Regions from separate parts of the Homo sapiens genome. Here regions 1 and 3 are each linked to region 2. Evidence: chromatin loops called from intact Hi-C (ENCODE). Cell type or tissue: PC-3. All regions are shown on one strand.

Evidence for each region. Peaks named below come from ENCODE experiments on the same cell type or tissue, not always from the same donor. Only the 100,000 strongest peaks of a DNase experiment are listed, where the experiment ranks them.
Region 1: a loop joins it to region 2, with 8 times the contacts of the local background. A loop is called at or near these places in 7 of 110 quality-filtered maps.
Region 3: a loop joins it to region 2, with 7 times the contacts of the local background. A loop is called at or near these places in 37 of 110 quality-filtered maps.

The regions. Positions count from the first base shown.
Region 1 is chr3:45,394,211-45,402,210 of GRCh38, reverse strand. It overlaps LARS2 (leucyl-tRNA synthetase 2, mitochondrial), which reads right to left. Exons shown (of 22, transcript NM_015340.4): 3 at 7,524-7,778; 4 at 1,838-1,966. The coding sequence starts at 7,757. Among named protein-coding and RNA genes, the nearest start is that of LARS2, 9.6 kb to the right of the region's middle. In PC-3, no CTCF peak of the experiment used is centred here; no DNase peak of the experiment used is centred here; H3K4me3 peaks cover 809 bases; H3K27ac peaks cover 1,296 bases.
Region 2 is chr3:45,661,838-45,669,837 of GRCh38, reverse strand. LIMD1 (LIM domain containing 1) reads right to left here. Exons shown (of 8, transcript NM_014240.3): 3 at 4,121-4,188; 4 at 1,482-1,544. Among named protein-coding and RNA genes, the nearest start is that of LIMD1-AS1, 23 kb to the left of the region's middle. In PC-3, a CTCF peak has its summit at 4,511 (motif pointing right); DNase peaks (open chromatin) are centred at 1,677, 2,987 and 4,497; H3K27ac peaks cover 2,892 bases.
Region 3 is chr3:45,216,114-45,224,113 of GRCh38, reverse strand. It overlaps LOC101928636 (a long non-coding RNA gene), which reads right to left. Exons shown (of 4, transcript XR_001740675.2): 4 at 7,340-8,000. Among named protein-coding and RNA genes, the nearest start is that of TMEM158, 6.2 kb to the left of the region's middle. In PC-3, no CTCF peak of the experiment used is centred here; DNase peaks (open chromatin) are centred at 4,903 and 5,373; H3K4me3 peaks cover 2,024 bases; H3K27ac peaks cover 2,191 bases.

The DNA of each region.
Region 1 (8,000 bases), 270 kb after region 2:
CTCTTTGAATCCTTTTAACAGGCCAATGGGGCAGGTACTATTTTATCCCTATTTTATAGATGAGAGAAAACAAGGTGTTGAAGAGGTTAATTAATTAACTACTCAAAGGCCACACAGCTTGTAAGTATTAAGAGCTGGAATTTGAATCCTGGCAGTTTGGTTCAATGGGCCATGCTCTCAGCCCTTCTTGAATACTGCCATATTTCGTAGGTGGATAAAGAAGATATTATGATTATCCAACACCCATCTTAAAGATGATGTGTTGCTAAAGATTGCTAGTAAAGATTAGGCTCTGGGCTAGGTGCGGTAGCTCATATCTATAATCCTAGCACCTTGGGAGGCTGAGGTGGGTGGATTGCTTGAGCCCAGGGGTTCAAGACATGCCTGAACAACATGGTGAAACCCTGTCTCTACAAAAATTACAAAAAATTAGCTGAGCGTGGTGGCACACACCTATAGTCCCAGCTACTTGGGAGACAGAGTCGGAAGTTGAGCCTGGGAGGTCGAGGCTGCAATGAACTGTGATTGCAACCACAGCACTCCAGCCGGGGTGACAAAATGAGACCCTGTCTCAAAAAAATTTTTTTAAAAAGCAGGCGGGGGGTAAAGAGGAATGGCCCACATCAGCCAAGGAAGGGCGTTTGTCCTCCTCTCTCACAATAAATTTCACCTCATTCTTCAAGGCCCATATCAGATTCTTTTTTTTTTAAGATAGTGTCTCACTCTGTTGCCCAGGCTGGAGTGTAGTGACACAATTACAACTCACTGCAGCCTTGACCTCCCAGGTTCATGTGATTCTCCCACCTCAGCCTCCTGAGTAGCTGGGACTACAGGTGTGTGCCACCACACTGAGCTAATTTTTTGTATTTTTTGTGGAGACAGGGTTTTGCTACATTGCTCAGGCTGGTCTCGAACTCCTGGGCTCAAGTAATCCTCCTGCCTGGGCCTCCCAAAGCACTGGAATTACAGGCATGAGCCAGGTGCCCAGACCAGATGTTCCTTCTTTAGTGGCACTTTCCCCAACTCCCCAGAGTTGTTACTCCCCAAATATCTTTTCTTAAAAAAATTATTTTTTTCCATTAGAAAATAAATACATGCTCTGCCGGGCATGGTGGCTCACACCTGTAATCACAGCACTTTGGGAGGCCAAGGTGGGCGGATCACGAGGCCAGGAAATCAAGACCATCCTGGCTAACACAGTGAAACCGTCTCTACTAAAAATACAAAAAATTAGCCAGGCGTGGTGGTGGGCACCTGTAGTCCCAGCTACTCGGGAGGCTGAGGCAGGAGAATGGCGTGAACCCGGGAGGGGGAGGTTGCAGTGAGCCGAGACTGCGTCACTGCACTCCAGCCTGGGCGACAGAGCAAGACTCCGCCTCAAAAAAAAAAGAAAAGAAATACATGCTCAAAGAATATGGAAAATATCAAATAGAACAGAAAGAAATATCTTGCAGTCTCACCTGCCACTCATAGCACTGATGTGTATTTGTACTGTTGACCTCAGTTCGTTATATACAATGATTCTCTACTCATGGGTGAGTATCTCCTGGGAAGATTATCAGTGTTATCCACATTTGTATCTACCTTTCACCCCATTCCCATCTGATCTCCACCCCAGCACAACACCCAACTCATGGCTGCCCCCCAATTAACCTAGATGCTTTATTATAATATCATCTAATCCATAAAAGGAAACACTGAGCTTTTCATGTCCATCTTCAAAGCTGTCCTAATCTTAACTAAAGTTGGTTTTCTTCATTTGTCTTGAACACATATTACTACATGCCAACCCTGCGTGTGGCAGACAAGGGCTGCTCCAGCAGGCACCTGTTCTTACCTGCATCCCTCTCATCTTCTGGAACCGTGCTATGGTGTCGCTGATGGTGTAGACACGCACATGGCCCATGTGCAGCTTACCAGAAGGATAAGGGAACATGGAAAGCACGTAAAATTTTGGCTTCGATTTCTAGGAAAGAACGACAATGAGTATTTATTAAGCATTTTCTGGGAACTCTGCATGTATACATAATATTTTGGCATTTTACACAAAGTAATAATTTAACATTTTAAAAGTTTCCTTTTAAAAAGAGTGTTCCCAGAATGTAAATCAATTAAAATGTCAAAAAGCAAAATTCAAAGCCCTGGTTTAAGCTAAAGAATGTCCAAAATAATGCCAAACAACCTCTAAGTGTTAAGTACCCATATATCTTTTTTTTTTCTCTTTTAAAAACTTATTTTTTGAAAGGAATGAATTAACAGTATTTGCAGTGACCTGGGTGAGATTGGAGACTATTATTCTAAATGAAGTAACTCAGGAATGGAAAACCAAACATCTTATGTTCTCACTGATATGTGGGAGCTAAGCTATGAGGCATAAGAATGATACAATGGACTTTGGGGACTTTGGGGGAAGGGTGGAAAGGGGGGTGAAGGATAAAAGACTACAAATAGAGTACAGCCTATACTGCTCGGGTGAGGGGTGCACCAAAATCTCACAAATCACCACTAAATAACTTACTCATGTAACCAAATACCACCTGTACCCCAAAAACCTATGGAAAAAAAAAAGAAAGAAAGAAAAGCGGTCCCAATGCAGACCCGAAGAGAGGGTTCTTGGATCTCACGCAAGAAAGAATTCAGCGCCAGTCTGTAGAAGAAAGCGAAAGCAAGATTATTAGGAAAGTAAAGGGATAAAAGAATGGCTACTCCATTAAAAAAACAAAACAAAACAAAACAAAACAAAAAAACACTTCTCTTTTAAGACAGCTTCTATCTAGGTCCTTAAAGAACTGTTTGTTTTTCCGAAGGAAGCTCTAACATACATATATCCATATAATTCAAAGAAGCAATAGTTGAATCACATAGATGTAACATCTCTAAAAATGGAGTCTCTTCCTAAATTCTCTATAGCTGCATTCTGACGTAGGTTTAGCAGTAATAACAGGATCCTAAAGTACCAATTTGGGTCCTGAGTTTCCCCATTGTATTGAGAGCCTATCTTTCAACAAAAATGTTGAAATGGGAAGGTAATGAGAAGATCCTTTTAAAAAGGGAGAAGGTTGTTGTTCTCCAGGGATGATAAATAAGCAGCCTCAGACCAGGGTTATATAACTCTCCAGCTTCCAAAGAAGCAGCTTCATCATGAGAAACATAGACAACTGTACATGTATCTGAACAGAAGGAACACAGGCCAATGAGTCCTTATTGGATCACTGACTTCTGGCATCTTAATTCTTCCCCTGGTAAAATGATGAATGTCGTCATGAGTGTGCACATGAATGGATAAGGCAAACAAAGATGGTAGTCCTTGAATTAACTCCTACTGGGGGGACCTACTGTTCATGGGGGGACCTACTGTTCAAGGGCAAGAACTGTGCTTTAGTCACCTCTTTCTCCACGTCTGCCCCCAGTGCCAGCAGGAGTTTCATAAAATGTTGGATAAATGTTCGTTGGCCTTTGTGCTCCAAAAGCCTGATAACTGGCCCCTATGGAGCACTTTTTACCCAGCAAACTTCACAAATCCTACCCAAGTAATAGGAGGGTTCCCCACACCCAAGTTTAAATCATCTCATGACAGGGTCAAGGGTGGAGGGGCTGGAGAGAAAGGAAGAGCAACAGGTAACTGGGTAACTGATTCTGTTTCGTCACTAAGGGTCAGAACTTCTGCTTTTATTTATTTCTGCCTTCTGTTTTTTCTTCCTGGCCTTATTCCCTTGCTAGAACTTTACTCCAGTTCTTTAAGAATTTGCTTCCCCTGAAGTAATGCAAACAAACACGAAACAGAATATTCATAACCCTTCTTTTATGTACATATGTGGGATGGGGTTTTTAAATATTGTTTGCTGAATGTTCGCATGACTGATAATACACATAAACCAAATATAATCAGTAGAGCAGAAGAAACCAGAAATCAGATTCTTGCCAAGGAGTTCGTAAACTTCTTTCAGCAAAGAAGTTAAACAAACCTTTAACGGAACCATTAGCACGTGGCAAAAAGAAACCCACAAAAACTAGAGTAGAACTTTTCTTTGTGCTGCCCATCCTCTAGAAATTACCAAGGAGTGTTAAGCTGCCTGAAGGAAGAGATGGGAAAAAGAGAACAATTAAGAAATCTGGATCATACACAAATTAGAAAATCATCTGGAACTGCTGAAATGACAACTACAATGGATTTATACAAACAGGATGGAAAGCAACACATTGGTCAGACACTTTAATTAGAAACTGCAGATTTATAACTCTTAGGAAAACCACAGAAATCTGAGAGAGGACCTGAGATTCAGGGGTTGGTGGGAACTCAGGAACTTAATAACTGTCCTTAAGAAAGTGAGTGGCAGATAACCTTCTCAGCTTATGAGCAAGTCGTCCAAGGAGGTACAAGACCCCATTCTTTTACTTAGTGCAGAATCAGAAGAAAACTATCCACTCAATTCATGCCTTACTCCTTACAATGAATTAGGCTTATGGCTTATTCTTCAGAAATTTTTAGGAATATGGGAAAATAGCTGTTAAGAGTTCTTTGGGAGCTAGGAAAACAGTAAAATCCTTGATCTAAGCTGTTTCTAGTTTTTCATTTGAAAGTTTTTACATAAAATTATTTTTATTATACTAATGTTTGTTATGTATTTAATTTACCAATCTTGCCCCAAACATTTTCCACCTGTAATTTCTTTACTAGCATCTCTTGTTTTACATTTGTTCAATAAAGATTAAATTAATAGCAAAATCAAATGAATAATTATATACTAGCTAAGCCAAAATCCAAATCTGAGTTCATAAAAGATACATAGAAAAGTATTGTTTTCTAAAGTCTTTAATATTCATGAAGATTTCTGTTTATTACAGAAAAGGTATTCAGCTTATTGCCTGTCCCTGCCTTTTGCTTTTCTGCATGAATTAAGTCATTTTCCTCTGTGACAATGAAATGAGTTCTATCATCTGGGGGTGGAAAAGAGAGAAGGAATGATGGGAGTTTCTGTTATAATTGAGCAAGAATCTGATTGAAAGGGAAATTTTCATAATTATATAAAAGTATAAGAATTTAAGCCTTTAAAAGAGATTAAGATTTAAATGATAGGGAAAGGATGGCTTTTATAAGTGGGTCCTATTATTTTTGTCAGCTTCTGACTTTAGAAGAAAGATGACTTCTGCCTCTTTATAGATCACGCTCTGAAGCTGTGGCTGAGCCTAGAGGGTGACAGAGTAAAAGGAGCACCTCAATAGGAATCCGGAGCCCCAGTTCTGGTCCTAGCTTTGTCACTAGCTGTGAGGCCTTGGGCAAATTCTTTTGCCTTCTGGGATCAGTTTGCTAACTGTAAATCAAAGGTGAGACAAAAGAAGGTTTCTGTGTGGAAAAGCATGAGCTCAGGAATCAAACACACATTTGATTTTGAATCCTGGCTCTGCCATGTCTTGGCAAATTACCTAAACCTTTTTCTGAGCCTCAGTTTTCTTACTCCAAAAATGAGGATAATAATACCTACCCGCTGGGTTGTTTCAGGATTAAATGAGATAATCAATTGAAAGACAGTGCCTGGCACATGGTTAAATGCTCATTAAATGCAAATTATTTTTTAAATGATAAATATGGTGATTTCAAGACATTCCATTTCAAAAAACTTATGTGAGTGGATTTCAAGTGAATCTGATACCAGAGTGAGATCGATTATAAATGCTTCAAAATCCATGAGCATTCCGTCATAGTCTCAGGTCCTGATAGACACACCACGTTCTGATCTTTGTGTATCTTTTATTTATGTACCACTTCAGTTTGTAAAATGCATTTTGTCACACATTTTCTCATTTGATTTTCAAAACAATTCTGTGAGATAAACAATGCAAGGAGCCCAGAATCCAAAACATTAAATGATGTGGCCTGGATCACACAGGTTTCCTGGGGCAGAGCCAGCATTGCAGCCCAGGCTCTGGCTCACTCACTGAGTGCTCACTCTGCTTTGCCATTCCTTGATTCAAACCCTGATAGGGGGCTGCCAGGGGATCACACACAATGCCCCTTATGCTATCTCCCCAATTGCTAAAACAATTTATTTTGATCCATTTGATATTTTAAAAAACTGTATGCTTAAGAAGAATGAGATGTCACAAAATCAGTAAGCTACAACATCAAAACATTTGGAAGTCAATAAATGATTATCTAAACCAAAAGGGAAAAAAAAGCTAATTTTACTGTCCTCACTCAGAATTAAACTGCTCCTTAAGAGTTTGTTTTCAAAATCTATTAAGTTACATTAGTCTGATGATGTTGACACAAGGGCTTTTCACTTCCTAACAAGGTAGAAGTCAAGCTTTCATTGTAAAATTATGTATTACATTCAAACCTTCCCTTTTTTTCATTTCATTTTACTTGTTACACACTACATCTTTTTCAATAGCAATTTTTCTTTCTAACCATTGCCCAAAATCATCTTTCAGTTTAACACAAATAGCTCTCCTCCCCTTACTCATTTTTCATAACCACCAATCTCACAGAAAGAATGAATGTGTTGACCGAATCAGGAGATGGGGAAAAGGCAAGTCTAGAGAGGTGTGGTCTTGTGCAGCTGTACTTATTCAGCTGCTTGCCTTGGGCCTAATCTCTTTATTAAACATAGAGGGTTTGTATTATTTGACTATAACTACTACAAAGAGATGATCAGAATTTAAAACTCCAATCAGATTCAAACATTTCATGTAACAATCACATCTCCCAGCTGTCATTTTGACCAGTATCAAGAGGTAAGGGTTAACACGTTCCAGACTGATTCCCAGCAAGCTGGCCTCCCAGAAAAGGAACAGAGAGCACTCTGTGGAAACTGGCTGCAGCCAAGTATTATGCTTCCACCATTAATTCAGGTAGAGTGCCGAGCTGGTGTACCTGGTGCAGAAGCCAAGGGTCCACTAACTCATGTAGCTGCTACCTCAAGGTTAGACCCTACCCCAGTTCACAACAGTGAAAGGGCTGGTGTGCCCCAAACCATGATGCTAAGGCAGCAGAACAGAGTTGGAGGCTACGATTGCCAGGGAAGGGGCAGTTACTTCTCAGAACATGTAGCCAGCGAGGAGCCCAGGTGCCTCTCCTGGAGTCTCAGATATGACCCTGCCAGATCCCTGTGTGCTGCCCCACCATGCAATGGACCACAAAGGACCCATCATCTGGTAGAGCTCCTATTTTGATGAGCTTCCCCAGTAAATGTTGCTCTAGAACACCTGGTTTGCTGCTGTCTGTCATACACCTCGTGCGCAATATTACTATGTGTGCATCCACCACATTGGAAACTCTTGTAAACACTACCTTTGTATCACCTCATTTATGCCTCCCAATCCATTTACCCCTCCCAATAGTGCAGGTGGGCACTATTATGATCACTCTCCATCTCAGATAAGAGAATTGAAGCACAGAGAAATTCAACAATTTGGTTCAAGGTCACATATTTAATATCTTATTTGAACCAGGTAGTCTAACCCCAGGGTCCAAACCTTCAACCCCTCTTCTCTACCCTCTTAGAATCTCTCAGAATACTCACATCAGCTTCTGAAATTTTGGAGGCCTGTTCTTTTATTCGTTGATGCCACCATTTCTCAACATCCTTTCTTGTCTGCAATGTATACTCTTTTGTCCACTTTCCCGTGGCACTGTAGATGCTTCTGGTACATCCGGGAATTACTCTCCTTTCCCACTTGATGACATCTGGCCCACCATTTAGCTGTCTTTTCAGAAGAGAGGCATAAAAACCCAATCTCTGCCAAACAGAAGCCATTCTTCAGAAGGTGAGAAGGCCCTGAAAAAGAGGGCAGAAAGCACACTATGAGCTGCCTCAAACCCTCCCCAGAGCTTATCTTTCCATTTGGCACAGTCCAGTGTTCTGGCCCTGTGCTTTCCTCTTACTTTTAATAATTTCTTTCCCTGAAAAGAATACTTTAGCAATTCAATTGAGCTAAACACAAACTTTTTAATAGAAAATATAAAGGGTCAGTAACCCCTAACATCAAAGATGCAAAAA
Region 2 (8,000 bases):
AAACCACCAAATCCCCATCAACATGAGATGGAGAAATAAATTGTGCTATATCCATACAATGGAATTCCACTTAGCAATACAAATCAATAAACTACCAATACAGGTAACAGCATGGATGAAGCTCAAAAACATATGTAATAAGACCTGAAAGAGTCTATACTATATGTTTCTATTTATATGAAGTTCCAAAACCAGCAAAATGAATTTCTGGCAATAGAAGTTGGAATAATGGTTGCCTTTGTGGGAGTGGGGTCTTGAGTGGGAATAGACAAGAAGGAACTTTCTGGAGTTTGGGAAGTGTTCTATATCTTGATCTGGGTGGTGGTTACAGGGGTATATGCACATGTGAAAACTCGTTCAGATGTACACTTAAGATTAGTATCTTTTACTCTATGAGTTATTTCTCAATAAAAAGGTAAAATTAAAAATACTAATAATTAGAAATTATCTTCTCTAGAATGAAATTAATGAGTCAGCTTAGAGAGGGACTTAACTGTTTCCAACTTAAAGTATGTTATATAATCATTTCCTCTGATCAGTATATTAAAGAACTTCTTAAAGGCTGGTTTCCAATGGTGAACAATTTGATGTTGTATTCATTAACCTCATAACCTAACCCTCTAGGGAAAAATTGTCCCCACTGAAGACCTGAAGCCCAAAATAACCTCAGAGAGCCAGTGACTGAGCAAAGAATGGAATGTATAAAACCTGGTCCTTGCTCTGCTGTCTCAGAACTAAATGACAGGCCCTAAAAACTCATCTTCGTAATGGTGTGAGCTGGGCATAACACAGGGAGAAAAACAACTTTGCTCCTCTGGCTTTCTGCATTTGACTCCAAGGTAGCTGAGATTTCTGCAGTAAAAACAGACTGTATTTAGCATCTCACCTGGGATGCCACAAGGATCACAGAGAAGCCAGAGGGAGGCCAGTGCGATTCAAACAGCCCAGAGGAGGAGAAAGCATTATCGGAAACATGATAGCGTGTGCTCTAGATGGTTAAAGATGTTAATTCCAATAAAAGCCAACAATGTGGGTTCTATTAGAACAAGCAAGCTGTACTTTACAGGGACTTTTTTTTTTTTTTTGAGGTGGAGTCTCACTCTGTTGCCCAGGCTGGAGTGCAGTGGCGTGATCTTGGCTCACTGCAAACTCCGCCTCCAGGGTTCAAACAATTCTCCTGCCTTGGCCTCTCAAGTAGCTGGGACTACAGGCATGCACCACCACGCCCGGAAAATTTTTGTATTTTTAGTAGAGACAAGGTTTCACCATATTGGCCAGGCTGGTTGGTCTCAAACTCCTGACCTCGTGATCCGCCCGCCTCGGCCTCCCAAAGTGCTGGGATTACAGGCATGAGCCACTGCGCCCAGCTGTAACCACAAATCAAGATAAGAAACACTGTCCTCAATTATTAATTTCTTTTTTCTCTGAACACCTCCTCCTCCACCTGAGATGCTGTTCTCTTCTTTGGCTGACCTACTCACCATGTCCATGATCAGATGTCCACAAAGAAAACACCTGTCAGCCGACTGCTGGAAACCAGAGTACTGCAGAAGAAAAAGAAAAGAAAGTTAAACCCAGACTGGTAAGATGAATCAGCCACTTCCCCAACAGCCAAGAGGATTATAAGGAATTTCTCAGAAAGATGTGTCACTCTGTGCAGAATTCTGTCATCCCCAAGTACAACACAGCTGTGGGCTGAGTCATAGAATATTCTCTGCCACGAAAGCCATCACAAATACTAGTACCACTCACTCTAACAATGACTGTGTCTGGGCACCCACAGCATGCCAGGCTCTATGTAAGGGACTGTATATAGAGATGCTTTAATCCCATCTCAGTGGTTCTCAAAGAGCAGTTCCCTGGCATCACTTGAAAGCTTGTAAAAAATGCAAATCCTTGGGCTCCACTCCAGACCTACTGATTTGGAAACTCAGGGGGTGGGTTCTGGCAATCTGTGTTTTCACAAGCCTTTCAGGGGATTCTGAAACCATCACTCTAATGCTTACAACAATTCTGCAAGGTCTACATTATTACCCAGAATCCTCAAATAGAAGCAGAGGGCAGCTCAGAGAGGTTAAGTGAACTTTTCAAGGTCACACAGCCAACAAAGGGTAAGGACAGAAATCAAATTCAACTCCGGTTCTGGTTAAAAAGCTAATGCCTTTTATAGTTAGCTTCAAAGAAACTTAATAAATATCTACTTTACCTTACCTTATCTTACCTAAACACATACACACACACAGTCTTGAAAGACATGAGGTGCTCTCTTCAAAAAACATACTAGATGCTACACGCTAGACTAGAAGTTTGGGTATTACAAACACAACTTAACTGGGGGAAACCTTATGAAAGGAAGCTGGGAAAAACAAAAAAGGGAAACTTTCTGCAACTCTACACCATGTGGTGGAGGTTTCTGTTGTCTGGCACCTACGCCCCATTCTGGGGGTAATAGCTCTCTATTTTCATTTGAGATCCAGCCCCCAGCTCCACACCACGTGGCTCCCATCACCATGTGGGCTGGCTCCATGCCAGGGCCCAGGCAGGGCATTGACAGATCTGGCCCATCAGAGCCTTGCATTCCTCCAGCACTGTTACTTTTTCCAGGCGTGGGCATGTGGCCCAGTAAGAGCCAATGAGACTCCATCAGACGTCTGTGGAGGATTCCGAAGGAGGGACTGGCACTCTTGCCCATCGGATGTGAAACTGAGAGAATGTAAACTCTGGGGTCCTCCCAACATCTGGCCATCACATAGGACCTGAGACTGAAGCTAACACTGAGATACACGGCCAAAAACTGTGGAGAAAATGACTCCTGAGGCACTGCTGGAATAATTTCCTTTTTACTTAAGCCCGTTTGGGTTTGCTAGTCTGTTTCTGGCCAACAGGAATCATAATGAATCAACTTTTCAGTGAAAACCAAATAGAGCTTTTCTCAAGGGAAGGCAGGGAGAAGCTGGCCCTGAGCCCATCTCTGCATCTCACATTCCTCATCCCTGAGATGACAGAGTCATTTCAACCACCAACTACCAAGCACCCAGTCTGCATGGCATCTTGTTAGAATCTGCAGGTGTGAAGGTGAAGACGCATGTTCTTTCTATCCTGGAAGCTTTCAGTCAATGGAGGAGAGACTTGTAAGCAGACATACTGCTCAGGGCTAACAGCCCACAGCCCTGCCAGGGCAGGCCCTGGGCATGGTGGCAGCACAGAAGAGCTCCTCCATTGTGGGTGCAGGAGGGACAGGAAGGCTGTTGGGGGGATCTGGGAAAATAAAGGGGCAAGACATTGCAAGCAGGGGAAATGGCCCAAGCAAAGGCACGAAGGCATGAGGTTGCATAGGTGTGGGCAGCTGGGGATTCCAGACCTCGGAGAGCTTCTGAGTGTGCTTTGTACCCTGCACATGCTGGGACCAAGCAGGCCAGGTTTATGCCCTATAAGGCCTCTTGATGCGGGTGTGCGGAGGCCGTTAAGCTAGCCTGGCTGAGCCATGCCGGAGGTATGAACGGAGGCAGAATTGTGGAAGACATGGCAGCACAGAGTTCAACGCCTGGCTGCGTTCAAGGAGGTGGGGTTGAGGACAAACCTAGGAGGCAATTCTCACAGATCAGGACCCAAGGCAAGGTAAGATTTTTCTGCTTCACAGAAATATGGTGAGGGGCTGGTACGTGAGGGGTTGGGACACAGCCCAGGGGCCAGTGGGATGCCAGCAGCTGGCCTCAGAGGTGCGGCAGGGCTAGAGCTCAGGTCTGGGAGCCACTGGCACATGGATGGACTTCCAGTCCATGGGAGAAGCTAGATCCCCAGAGAGAGTGGGATGAGAAGAAGAGAGCCCAGGTCCCAGTCCAGTGGTCTAAGAGGAGGAGTCCAGGGTGGTGGAAGAGGCAGAACTGCAGAAAGCAGCAAGAGGATAGCCAAGTGACCCCACAGTTCCTTCAAAGTACAAAGCTGTGTGGTTTGCCATTGGCCTCAGGAACATGGCCACCCCCAAGTATCTACAGAAGGAAAGGCAGGGCCCCTCTCTCCAGCAGTGCAGCTTCCCTACACGCTGGCCCAGGTCCCCCCAGGCCCCTGCCCTCTGACTCTGGCCAGGACATGCAAGGGGAGGCTTCGGTGACACACTCACCAGGAAGTCTTCTTCACAAAACACTTTGCCGTTGACAAAATAAAAGGCTTTTCCTCTCAGCTTCCGGCCTAAGGAAAAAATCACAAACACAGGGTAAAAAAAGAAAAATTTTAATATGCAGTGGAAAAAGTGAAAAGTGAAAAGCAAAATCTTTAGGCAGAAATAAACACGTAAAAACCGCCAACTGTCAATGACACTTTCCAGTTCCTAAAAGATGCCGTGGCCCTCGGCGAGAGGCAGGCAGGCTGAGGCCGGGAGGAAGGGTGCCCTGGCAGGTGCTATTTGGCAAAAAGACTCAAGGGCTGACTTGGAAGTCATCCTACGCTCACCTTCCAGCACCTCCTATCTGCTTGGAAAGATGCCAGCAAAGCATTTGGTGGCAGGACAGCAGAGGCAACACAAGGGGGCATCCAAGCAACAGTCTCTTGTGAAGATGCAGTTTCCCACAGGCATTTATGACAGTCACCTTGGACATATGCTCCAGGACCATTGTGACCGCCTATCAGGAGAGTCCTATACATTGGTTAACTATTATTTTCCTATCTTTTTCTCACCTAAACTGTAGAAAACACACATTGTTGGAAGGATATTTTTGTTTCTCTTGACCTAAAACGAGTAGGCGGGAGTGGGAAAAGTTCAAAGCACCCTGATTCCTTGGATGGAACTCTTGCTTCCATAAGGCTAACACAGGTAAACATCCTTTATCAGTCCCTCTCATCTCTTATGGAAAACACAATGGGGCTGTGAGCTCAAGGTCAGCAGAGGGTGTCCCGGGATCCCCTACTTGGCAGTATTCACAGATCTGAGGGCATTTCCAGTGCTAGGCTCAACACATACTCAACAGGCAATGTGGGGGTTTCAGAAACTGAATGAACTCTCTGCAAAAAGTTAAACCAAGCCCTTTGGGGCCAGCCCACAAAATGAAAGTAAAATCATCATTGTCACAAACAGTGCCCGAGATACAGAGAAACCCGCCAGACGAACACTGGCTGCCCTCGCCTGGTGACGCCCACAGGAGGCAAAGCAGCGCAAGGCAGATAGCGACAAGACTGTCAAAGAACATTCCTCAGACCTCAGAGAGGACCCTGAAAGCATCAACGCAGCGGAAAAGGCATAAAAAAGGAAGTAACTTTAACTACAAATCCATCTTCTTTGCTGTGGTGGTCGTTGCTACCAGATCTAGTGTTGTCTGAATGTTTCCCCCAGCCCTCCTGTAGGTTCCTGTAGGACTTTTTAATACTCTGAGTATATGCTACATTCCTTGAAGATATAGCTAAGTCAGCTTCATACTTGGAGGGGAAGCTTTGGCAATACTCTAACAGAGTGCAGTACATGTTGAGTTAAAGAAAAAAGGAAGAGTAAGCCATGGATCAGAAGATGGCCAAAGCACATATAAAATGCTATTAGTATCTGGCCGGGCACAGTTGTTCACGTCTGTAGTCCCAGCATTTTGGGAGGCTGACACGGGAGGATCACTTGAGGTCAGGAGTTTGGGACCAGCCTGGCCAACATGGTGAAACTTTGTCTCTACAAAAGGTACAAAAATTGGCCGGGCACAGTGGCTCAAGCCTGTAGTGCCAGCACTTTGGGAGGCTGAGGCAGGTGGATCACCTGAGGTCAGGAGTTCGAGATCAGCCTGGCCAATATGGTGAAACCCCATCTCTACTAAAAATACAAAAAAGAGCTGGGCATGGTGGCATGCACCTGTAACCCCAGCTACTTGGGAGACTGAGGCAGGAGAATCGCCTGCACCTAGGAGGCGGAGGTTGCAGTGAGCCGAGATCATGCCACTGCACTCCAGCCTGGGTGACAGAGGGAGACTCTGTCTCAAAAAAAAAAAAAAAAAAAATTAGCCAGGCATGGTGCCACGCACTACTTGGGAGTCTGAGGCAGAAGAATCACTTGAACCCAGGAGGTGGAGATTGCAGTGAGTCAAGACTGGGCAACAGAGCAAGACTCTGTCTCAAAAATAAATAAATAAAATAAATTAAAATAGTATTAGTACCTAAGACACAAAGAACACCAATTAATAAGAAAAAGATAAATAATCCAATGGGGAAATGAGCAAAGGGCAGGAAGAGAAAGTGCATAGAATAGAAAACCTGTTATACCTTAGGAATAACCAGGATTATTAATCATAACCCCAATATCTATAATAAAAAGATGTTCTATCCTATCAACAATCAGGATAATGCAAACTAAAACCACAATGAGATTCTATCTCACTTTCATAGATTGGCAAAAATTACTAAATCTAATAGCATGTCTTGGAAGGTGTGGGACAAGAGGAGCCCTTTCACACTGGTGGGAGTATCATCAACTGGGATGACTACTTGGGAACAATTTGTCAAGGGCCAATAGATCTGAAAATACACATAATCCACAACACACTTCTAAGGTTGCCCCTTGAGAAGATTACCCAAACATGCATGAGGACAGACATGTATGGATGTTCACGGCAACGTTGTTATGGAAAAACTAGAAGCGTCTTCAGTGTTCACTAGATATGAGAATTGATAAATAGACGAAGAAACTGGAGCTGTATTTACTGGATGTAATACCAGACAGCAGTCAAAATGAAAGGGCTAGATCTATGCATATCATTATTAATTGAACTGAACACCAGTGCAAATAAGGCAAAATGCCTGAAGATATACCAATGATCGTATATGTGTAAGTTTGAGAGTGCGCACACACACATACACAAACTAGTACTGTTTTGTTTTTTTTTTTTGAGACGGAGTCTCGCTGTGTCGCCCAGGCTGGAGTGCAGTGGCACGATCTTGGTTCACTGCAGCCTCTGCCTCCCAGGTTCAAGTGATTCTCCTGCCTCAGCCTCCCAAGCAACTGGGATTACAGGCACTCACCACCATACCCGGCTAATTTTTGTATTTTTAGTAGAGATGGTGGCCAGGCTGGTCTCGAACTCCTGACCTCAGGTGATCCACCCACCTCGGCCTCCCAAAGTGCTGGGATTACAGGTGTGAGCCACCATGCCCGGCCACAAACTAGTACTGTAAACTAGTACTGTATGTTTTTTATTGACAATAGTATATATGGTAACAGTAGGAAAATTTCAATTCATAATGGCAGCTGCCCTAGGGAAGGAAGGGAGAGGATGGGAAAAGGAATCAAGATGATTCCAATTTTTATATAATATTTTATTTCCTTTATAAAAATACAGAATCAAAGCTACAATGTAAAAATGTCTGTGCATTCTGGGTGATAGGTAAATAAGGATTATTTCCTATAGTACTTTCCAGTAGGTTTTAAAATACACACACAATTTTTATATATTTAATTTCCTTTATAAAAAATATCAAACCAAAACTATAATGTAAAAATGTCTGTGCATTCTGGGTGACAGGTAAATAAGGATTATTTCCCATAGTACCTTCCAGTAGGTTTTACACGCGCACACACACACACACACACACACACTTAGGTGAAACACCGTAAACGAAAAGGCAATAACAAACTAGAGCAAACATCTATACTGTATGACAGAAAAGGATGTAACTCTAATATGAAAATAACTCAAGTAACAGTCCTATATAAAAAATGGGTAAAGAATAGGCAGACAAACCACAAAATAAGTATGAATGATCAATAACTATAAAATAAAATCTTTAGCTTTCCTCATGATTTAAAAAATATTGCTGCCAGGCACAGTGGCTCACACCTGTAATTCCAACACTTTGGGAGGCCAAGGTGGGAGGATCACTTGAACCCAGGAGCTCAAGACCAGCCTAGGCAACACAGCAAGATCCCATCTCTACAAATAATAAAAAAGTTAGCTAGGTGTAGTGGGGCACGCCTGTAGTCCCAGCTACTTAGGAGGCTGAGCTAGGAGGATCACTTGTGCCTAGAGGTTGAGACT
Region 3 (8,000 bases), 450 kb after region 2:
CGAAAATGACTCACTTTAAAAGGCATGTAGATTTCTTTTCATATGCATGAACTTTAGCAGATAAGCACATTCCAAAAGCTGGTATTAAAACCTGAGATATTATTTTGGCATTTAGATTTTTTAAAAAGATAAACTCTTGGGGGATAAATAGTTAATGATCACAAGATTTTCCTCACTCTTGGTTTCCATGTTACAGTGTCTGCTGTGTAGTAGTTTCAAATTCTTCCAGGTTTTCAGAAGAATAAGTAAAAAGTCCTTAAAGAGACTTAATATTAAAAATTATTTTAAAAGCGTTTTTAAGAGACTTTGAAAGCTGCTTTCCCTTGCTCCATCTCGTCCTCATTTTGCAAGCATATCTGAGATTGGTCTAGAGCTATAGTTCTCAAAGCCTGGTCCCTGGACCAGCAACATCAGCATCACCTGGGAACTTGGAGATGCAAAACTTGGGCTCCACCCAGGACCTATAGAATCCGAAACTCTGGGATAAAGCCTAGCAATCTGTGTTCTCACATGCCCTCCAAGGCATTCCTATGCATTACCAGTTTGAGAACTGCTCTGCTGTGTTCTAGTGGAATGGAACCCTCAAATGTAGGTTGTCTCCTTTTATCTTGAGATGTCTATTATATCAAATAAATGGGATGCTTATTTTCCCAGCAATCTGGCTGAAGGAGAGGCTGGGTCATTGCCCTGCAGCTTCAGCTGCCCCTTTGACTCTTTGAGGTCCTGAGATATCTGTAGCAGGTACCAGCCCCTGAGAGGGGAGAGGGTGGAGTATTGATCTTTGTAGGTTGTAAGCATCACCATTTTTTAACCCTGTGGTAACTGGCAGGAGAAAAGTCAATAATTTTGCTAACCTTGATCAATTTAATGTAATCATAGCATTTATAACTCTGGAGACACATTATGTATTCTTTGTACACACATGTAATCACTCTCCCTGCTTTTTTCCAAGATGTATACCATGGCTCAGAGAGATTGAGCATCTTGTCTACAATCACACAGCTACACGAGGCAGAGCTGAGACTAAATCCAGGATTTCTGCCTCCCTGAATGGTATTGTTCGTCACTAGAAACTTCTTTTCCCAGGAAAATTAGGAGCTCACTGCTCAAGGTCCACCGTTTTGTTGACCTACCCTAGCCAATGTCAGATTTTGTGTAGCTACAAACCCCAAAGAACCTGATAGCATTAATTTTAAATGAGACACTCAGGCACTTAATGGAACTTTCTATATATGGGCCCTAACATCTACCTTTTAGGGGTGATTGAAATATCAACATCTATTGACTTTCAGAATTGCCAGTGGAACCTGCATGTGTGCATGTGTGTTCTGGGCTATGTGTGTGTGTGTGTGTGTATCACTGATGGACTAGTTAGTCCCAGAAAGTGAGGACAGAGCCTGTAGGTCCTTTTGATCTTGTTCAGCTGTAGTCGCCCACTGGGTAAAGGAAGTCAGGCCTTGACAAGTTCATCTGTGGGGTCTGTATTTTCTAGTCAGTTTGATTTGCATCATCTCAGTAGTGAAACGCTTCCAAGTACGTAATTTACTAAGGATAAGTCAGGAGTTCTATGACAGGAAAAGACGTGTGCCATTTTAGCCTGTGTACATGTGCACATGGCACCCCCAGATTCCAGCCCATTTATAAAGCTTCGTGGGGCCAGCTTGAGTTGCAAATGATATAGCGGAGTCCCCAGGATAAATCATCATTGTCAGTTATTTTTGCTTCTCCTGAGAGAAAGTTTACTCCTGGGGAGAATGGATACCCCTTGTTTAATATCCAGCTGCTGCCGAAGGCTGCCTTACTGAGTTTTCTGCTTTCATCCAGAGAGCTGCCTCCAGCCCCAGATCTGAACACTTTAGTCTTCTTTGGGTCTTGCCTCAGCGGAAGAGACCACCCTGTCTAAAGCCGCACCTCCTACCTGGGGCACCACATCCAATGACTGATCAACACAGGGGCAGAAAGACCCAGCCCTCTGGCCACAACTGGGGCAGCTCTGAAGGGTCCTCCACTACCCTCCAGCGCCCGCCCCTCTTCCATTCAAGACTGACTTCCCTCAGGGCTGGCTGAGGTGTCCATGGAGATTTCATGGAGTTGAACTACTCCCTCTGTCCACGTCTGCCTCCTCCCATTCCTTCCCTTCCACAGGCCTTAATCCACACTCCCTAATAAGCCTCTTGCACAGTGATCTCTATCTCACAGACTGCTTCTTGAGGAACCCCACCTGTGACAGGCAATTTACCCAACAACGTGCAGAATTGTTCTAGCCATGTGGTCATTAGGCACATATGAGGAGCACATCACAAAAATGCTTCTCATTTGCATTTTTTTTTTTTTGGAGACAGAGTCTCACTCTGTCACCCAGGCTGGAGTGCAGTGGTGCGATCTTGACTCACTGCAAGGTCCACCTCCCGGGTTCACGCCATTCTCCAGCTCCAGCCTCCCAAGTAGCTGGGACTACAGGCGCCTGCCACCACGCCCAGCTAATTTTTTGTATTTTTAGTAGAGACGGGGTTTCACCGTGTAAGCCAGGATGGTCTCGATCTCCTGACCTCATGATCTGCCCGCCTCGGCCTCCCAAAGTGCTGGGATTATAGGCGTGAGCCACCGCGCCCGGCCTCATTTGCATTTCTTTTACACAGATCACACATTTCTACTTTTTCTCTTCCGTCTGGATAGTTCTCTAATAACCAGAATCAAAGGAGGATGCCTTGTTTCTTTCCCCCTCACATCACCTTATCAGTCAGGATACACCAGGTTATGCTCCAGTAATAAGCAATCTCAGCTTCTGGTGGCTTGTGCAAGAAAGGTTTATTCCAGGCCGGGCGCGGTGGCTCACCCCTGTAATCCCAGCACTTTGGGAGGCCAAGGTGGGTGGATCACTTGAGGTCAGGAGTTTGAGACCAGCCTGGCCAACACAGTGAAACTCCATTTCTACTAAAAATACAAAAATTAGCCGGGCATGCACTATAGGCACGCACCTATAGTCCCATCTACTTGGAAGGCTGAGACAGGAGAATCGCTTGAACCCCTGTGAGGTTGCAGTGAGCCGAGATCATACCACTGCATTCCAGCCTGGGCAACAGAGCAAGACTCTGTCTAAAAAAAAAAAAAGGTTTTTTCCTTGCTCATGCTGTCCAAAGGTGGCAGGAGTTCTGCCCTTTGGAATCCTTCAGGGACCCAGATTATGGGGACTCTGGCTCAACAAGGTGGCCGCCATCATCTAGGTAGGAGGAAGCAAATCCTGGAGGGTCTCACACTGGCAATTCAGTATGCTCCAGGCAGGAAGTCACGTCCTTTCTGCTCATTGATGAGAATTGTCATGTGGCCCCACCCATCACAAGGGAGCCAAGGAGTTCACATTTCCCGGTGGCCAAAGGGAGAGGAAAACTGGCATCAGTGAGCAACATTAATGATAACCACGACTTTCAGCACTGCCATACCTGTGTGATCTGTGGCCACCCAGAAGAATTACAGGACTTGGTTTGGTGAGTAGACAAAGGATCATTCTAGAAGTGCTGGCTCTAGACTCTCCTCCTCTGACACCCATGCCACCTGGCCATGCTGGAAGCTACCTGCTGCTCCTGGGGCATTTGACAGACAATGGCGGTATCAGCTTGGTAGCTTTCCAAAAATAGAGGAGGGGATATCCCTAAAGAACTTAATCTGGAAGATTTGCACTCTGGATCCCCACGGTCTAGGAATCTTGAGGGATAGGAGAATAGTTAGAAACAAAATGGGGAGCAAGGAGAGTGTGTCAGAACAAGCATCTCGGCTCTCCTGGCCTAGCCCCTCCTCCAGATTCATTAACATCAGGGGCATGAAGAGGTGGGTCTTCACTCTCCTATTCTCTCCTTTTTCTGGGGGCCAATATCCTCCATTTCCCAGCTAGATTAAGAGGTTTTGAGCTAAAAGGATTGGGAGAGTTAAGAGCAATGTAAATGGCATTCATTTCACAGCTAAGCCTTTTCCTCTGGCCGGAGAAGCCACTAGGAAAAGGAGGGGATAACAGAGGCTAACTGCCCAAATTCACCCAGCTCACTGGGGCTGGCGGCCCTTGTGTGCACCTTGTCATGGGTGCTCAGTGGGGCCTATTCCTGACTACCCTCTGGTCTCTTGCTGGTAGACCTTCTGTTCAGCCCCCGCCCCTTCAACTCCCCACCCCAGGGCAGACTGGCTCTATAGACAGTGCCTTCGCCCTTCCCGGCTCTGCTGCGCCTCTTCTGGGACATCTCTCCCAGTGCAATACAGGGCTCATTCTGGGCTGGGAGTGCCGAACCCCTTCACCATGTGTGGGACTGCTGGGGAACAAACCTTAAACTGGAACACGGCTGCTTACTGCGTCCACTGTGGGCAGGCACTTACCAGACATCACCTTCCCTTCTTGGGTCTTCCTTGCTGGGTCTTTGGTTTTAGGGCAAAACTGCTTTGTGCAGCCTCCACACATGAGGAGACGCCTAAGGTCCGCTGGATTCTCCTCACCAAGGCTCCATTCTGCGGGGATTCTTGTTCTTGGTATTTTCTCTGGTTCTTACCCCAAGTACAAGTTTCCTACTTGCCTCCAGCTCTCAGACATTTTCAAGACGCTCACCCGTCTGGTCTTACCATCTCCCATTAGCTCTAAGTAACTTAATTTTTTTTTTTTTTTTTTTGAGACAGCATCTCACTCTATTGCCCAGGCTGGAGTGCAGTGGCACCATCTTAGCTCACTGCAAACTCTGCCTCCCAGATTCAAGCCATTCTCCTGCCTCAGCCTCCCAAATAGCTGGAACTACAGGCACCTGCCACCACACTCGACTAATTTTATATTTTTAGTAGAGACAGTTTTCCCTATGTTGGGCAGGCTGGTCTCAAACTCTGACCTCAAGGGATCCGCCCACCTTGGCCTCCCAAAGTGCTGGGATTACAGGCATGAGTCACCGTGTCTGGTGAGTAACTTAAATTTACAAATTTTTTGTCCATTCCCCACACAGCAACACTGTCCTCGGTCAGCTCCTGCTGTTTTCTTTACAGCCAAGGTCTCTGCAGACAGCAGGCCCCCATGCTTTCGCCGCAATCTTCTGTTTCTGGTCTTTCTAAGAGGCTGCCTTCTTTTCTGCCCCTCACTTCCAGCTATCAAGATCACATAACCCTCAGCCCAATCGATCCAGCCAGTGCACCATCCCCTCCAAGCCTAGGCATCCTCCAAGCCTGTGCTGACACTGGATGCTTTCTGCCACACCCCGGGATGGGACAAGGCCCAAGGTTATTTTGAGGAGGGTGGGGATTTCCTGTGGTCGTCTGAGGACAGGTGGCATGGCTGTTCACTCAGGACAATTAAAGGCCTTTCTCCTCGTCTCACCCTTAGTATTTTCCTGGCGTTCTTATTGCCTGAGCATTCCCAGGACTGTCTCTCAAAGCACTAGAGTGCTGCCAAAGATGCATTCTTTTGTGTGCTTTCACAGGATCAGTGATAAAAATCAAAATGATTGGCATCTTGATAACATGCCAAGGCCTCATTTTGACTATGGAGACAACATGCCTCCCAGCAAGCTTTTTTGGCACTCTAGAAAATAACCTACCTTCCAGGTGCCCCACCAGGACCCCTTTTGTTCTGTGATTAGAGTCCTTGCTGGGCTACTGGCAGTCCTATCAGACTTCCTGAGGGTCAGTGGGCATGGGACAGAAGGCTGCTGGCCCTATCTCTCCAACCCCCCAAATACCCCAACCCCAATCTAGAGGTCAAGTGGCTGCAGGTTGGAGAAACTTGTTTAGAACCTGACAGAGCCCCCAGAGTCCCCTTGCGATGGCACTCCAGGCCCCTCTGAGCCACCACTGTTACCAATGCACTTTTCTATCCCGGGGGTAACATTTGTGATTTCCAGCCTACCTATAGGGCTGCCTTCTATGGTAGCCACTCTGGACTTAAATCATGATCCACACTGTGTAAGGATCTAGAACTGTGGTCTTGCTATTGTAGTACCTTGGAATCTTATTTCAGAATATTTATGATCCTCAGGAATTCCCTGGCTCAAGTTAATTCCATGTATTATTTGTTCTTGCAAGATAGATGCTGATTTTCTTACCATAGAATTTAACATTACGCCCTATCTTCCCTCCTGTGTTTCTAGATAACTCTGCAGCTGCTGAGGGAGGACTACACTAGAAAATAGTGATAATAATAAATATGATTATTATACAGTAATCATAATAAATATGATTACTAATAACGGTTCCCTTGGACTGGAGAGGGAAGAAGCAGAAGAAATAGAAGGAAAGGCAATAACTAAGAGGAGAGAAGGAAAAGAGAATTGAAACATCAGCTCTAAGAACAGAAAGATGATCCCCTTTCTCATCAGCCCCGCACTCGCACAAAATGAGAGACCCAAATGCTCCCACCGCAAGGCACAGGGGAGAATGGAGTGGGTGCCCTGGAGCTGGAGGCTGAGGCACGGGGAGAATGGAGAGCAGAACATGCACATGGAGGACCCTCCATGGGAAGACTCCAGGCAGGAGGGGCACATGGGCAGGAGCCTGCCTGGTGGCTGGGAGCAGGTTCTGCTGGCTTCTATCCTGCAGAGCTATCCCAAGGGGACTAGCTCCATCCTCTCTCCTTGGATCACTGAGTTCCAGTGTCTCACTCAGCCTGAAAGGCACATACCACCATGCCAGTGCAAGGCCATCACCATGTCCCTGAGAGGGGACCTGTGTTGGTTAACACTGTGCAGGTCCATCAGAGACTGAGAATGGATATTTTACCATACAGCATTGCCTGAAGTCATAGAATACCTTGCTAAGTAAAAAAGAAAGAAAAGACCACACATCTTCCTACTACCCAAAACTAAGCCCTGCAAACATTTTGGTGCATGTAGTTGCAGTTTTGTTTTACACGTGTGTGTGACCATAAGTAATTATTCAAATTAAAAAATGGAAATGGCCAGGCGTGGTGGCTCATGCCCGTAATCCCAGCACTTTGGGAGGCCAAAGCGGGTGGATCACCTGAGGTTAGGAGTTCGAGACCACCCTGGCCAACATGGTGAAACCCCATCTCTACTAAAAATGCAAAAATTAGCCCGGTGTGGTGGCAGGCACCTGTAATCCCAGCTACTCGGGAGGCTGAGGCAGGAGAATTGCTTGAACCCGGGAGGCAGAGGTTGCAGTGAGCTGAGATCACGCCATTGCACTCCAGCCTGGGAGACAAAAGCCAAACTCCATCTCAAAAAAAAAAGGAACTGTGTTGTGCATAACTGCTTTTAAAACTTGTATTTCTTTACTAGACCAGTGTTATATCATAGAAAAATTAGAAAATACCACTCATAAAACAAATGAATCAATATCTCCAATAACCCCCAGCACCCAAAAGTGAGCATGACTGATATTTATTGATGGGTATTCAAATGGATATATTATACATATTTTAACCCCAAACTGGGTACCTGCTTCTTAGCACCCTGCATTCCTGCACTCAGCAGCTCTTAGGCAGTTCCCTCCCTCTGCAGAAGGTCATAGAGGGCTTCTCACGGCAGGTGTGTGAAGGCTGTATTCTTGATGCGTGGGTCAGACATCAGCTGCACAGGATATTGAAATCTATCAAGGCCAAAGACCTAATGGAGATGGGGGAGGGAGGATTGGATCTGCTATATTTCCCTTCCCAAGTTTATCATCTCCAGACACATATCAAAACCAGACCGAACTTTCCGCCCCTCCTGGCAGAAACATCTCTGCTTTTGTGTCTGAGATTTCAGATGAGGCTGATAAGGAACAGAACACAACTTTAGAGGATGAACAACTCAATTCGTCTCAAGTCATAACTGCAAACGGCTTCGTATTTCCTGGGTTTATTTGATGTCTTTGGTCCGAAAATGAATTCTGAGATCCAATTAGCAGGAAGGATATTGCTCCCGTGTAATGCTGCTCCAAGAGCTGTCACAACATATGGCTGAGTTAAAGCTGCAGCCAGAACCCCTCTGAAGTCAGAACATCCAGAGGCTTGCCAGAGAGGAAAAGATCTCACCAGAGGTCGG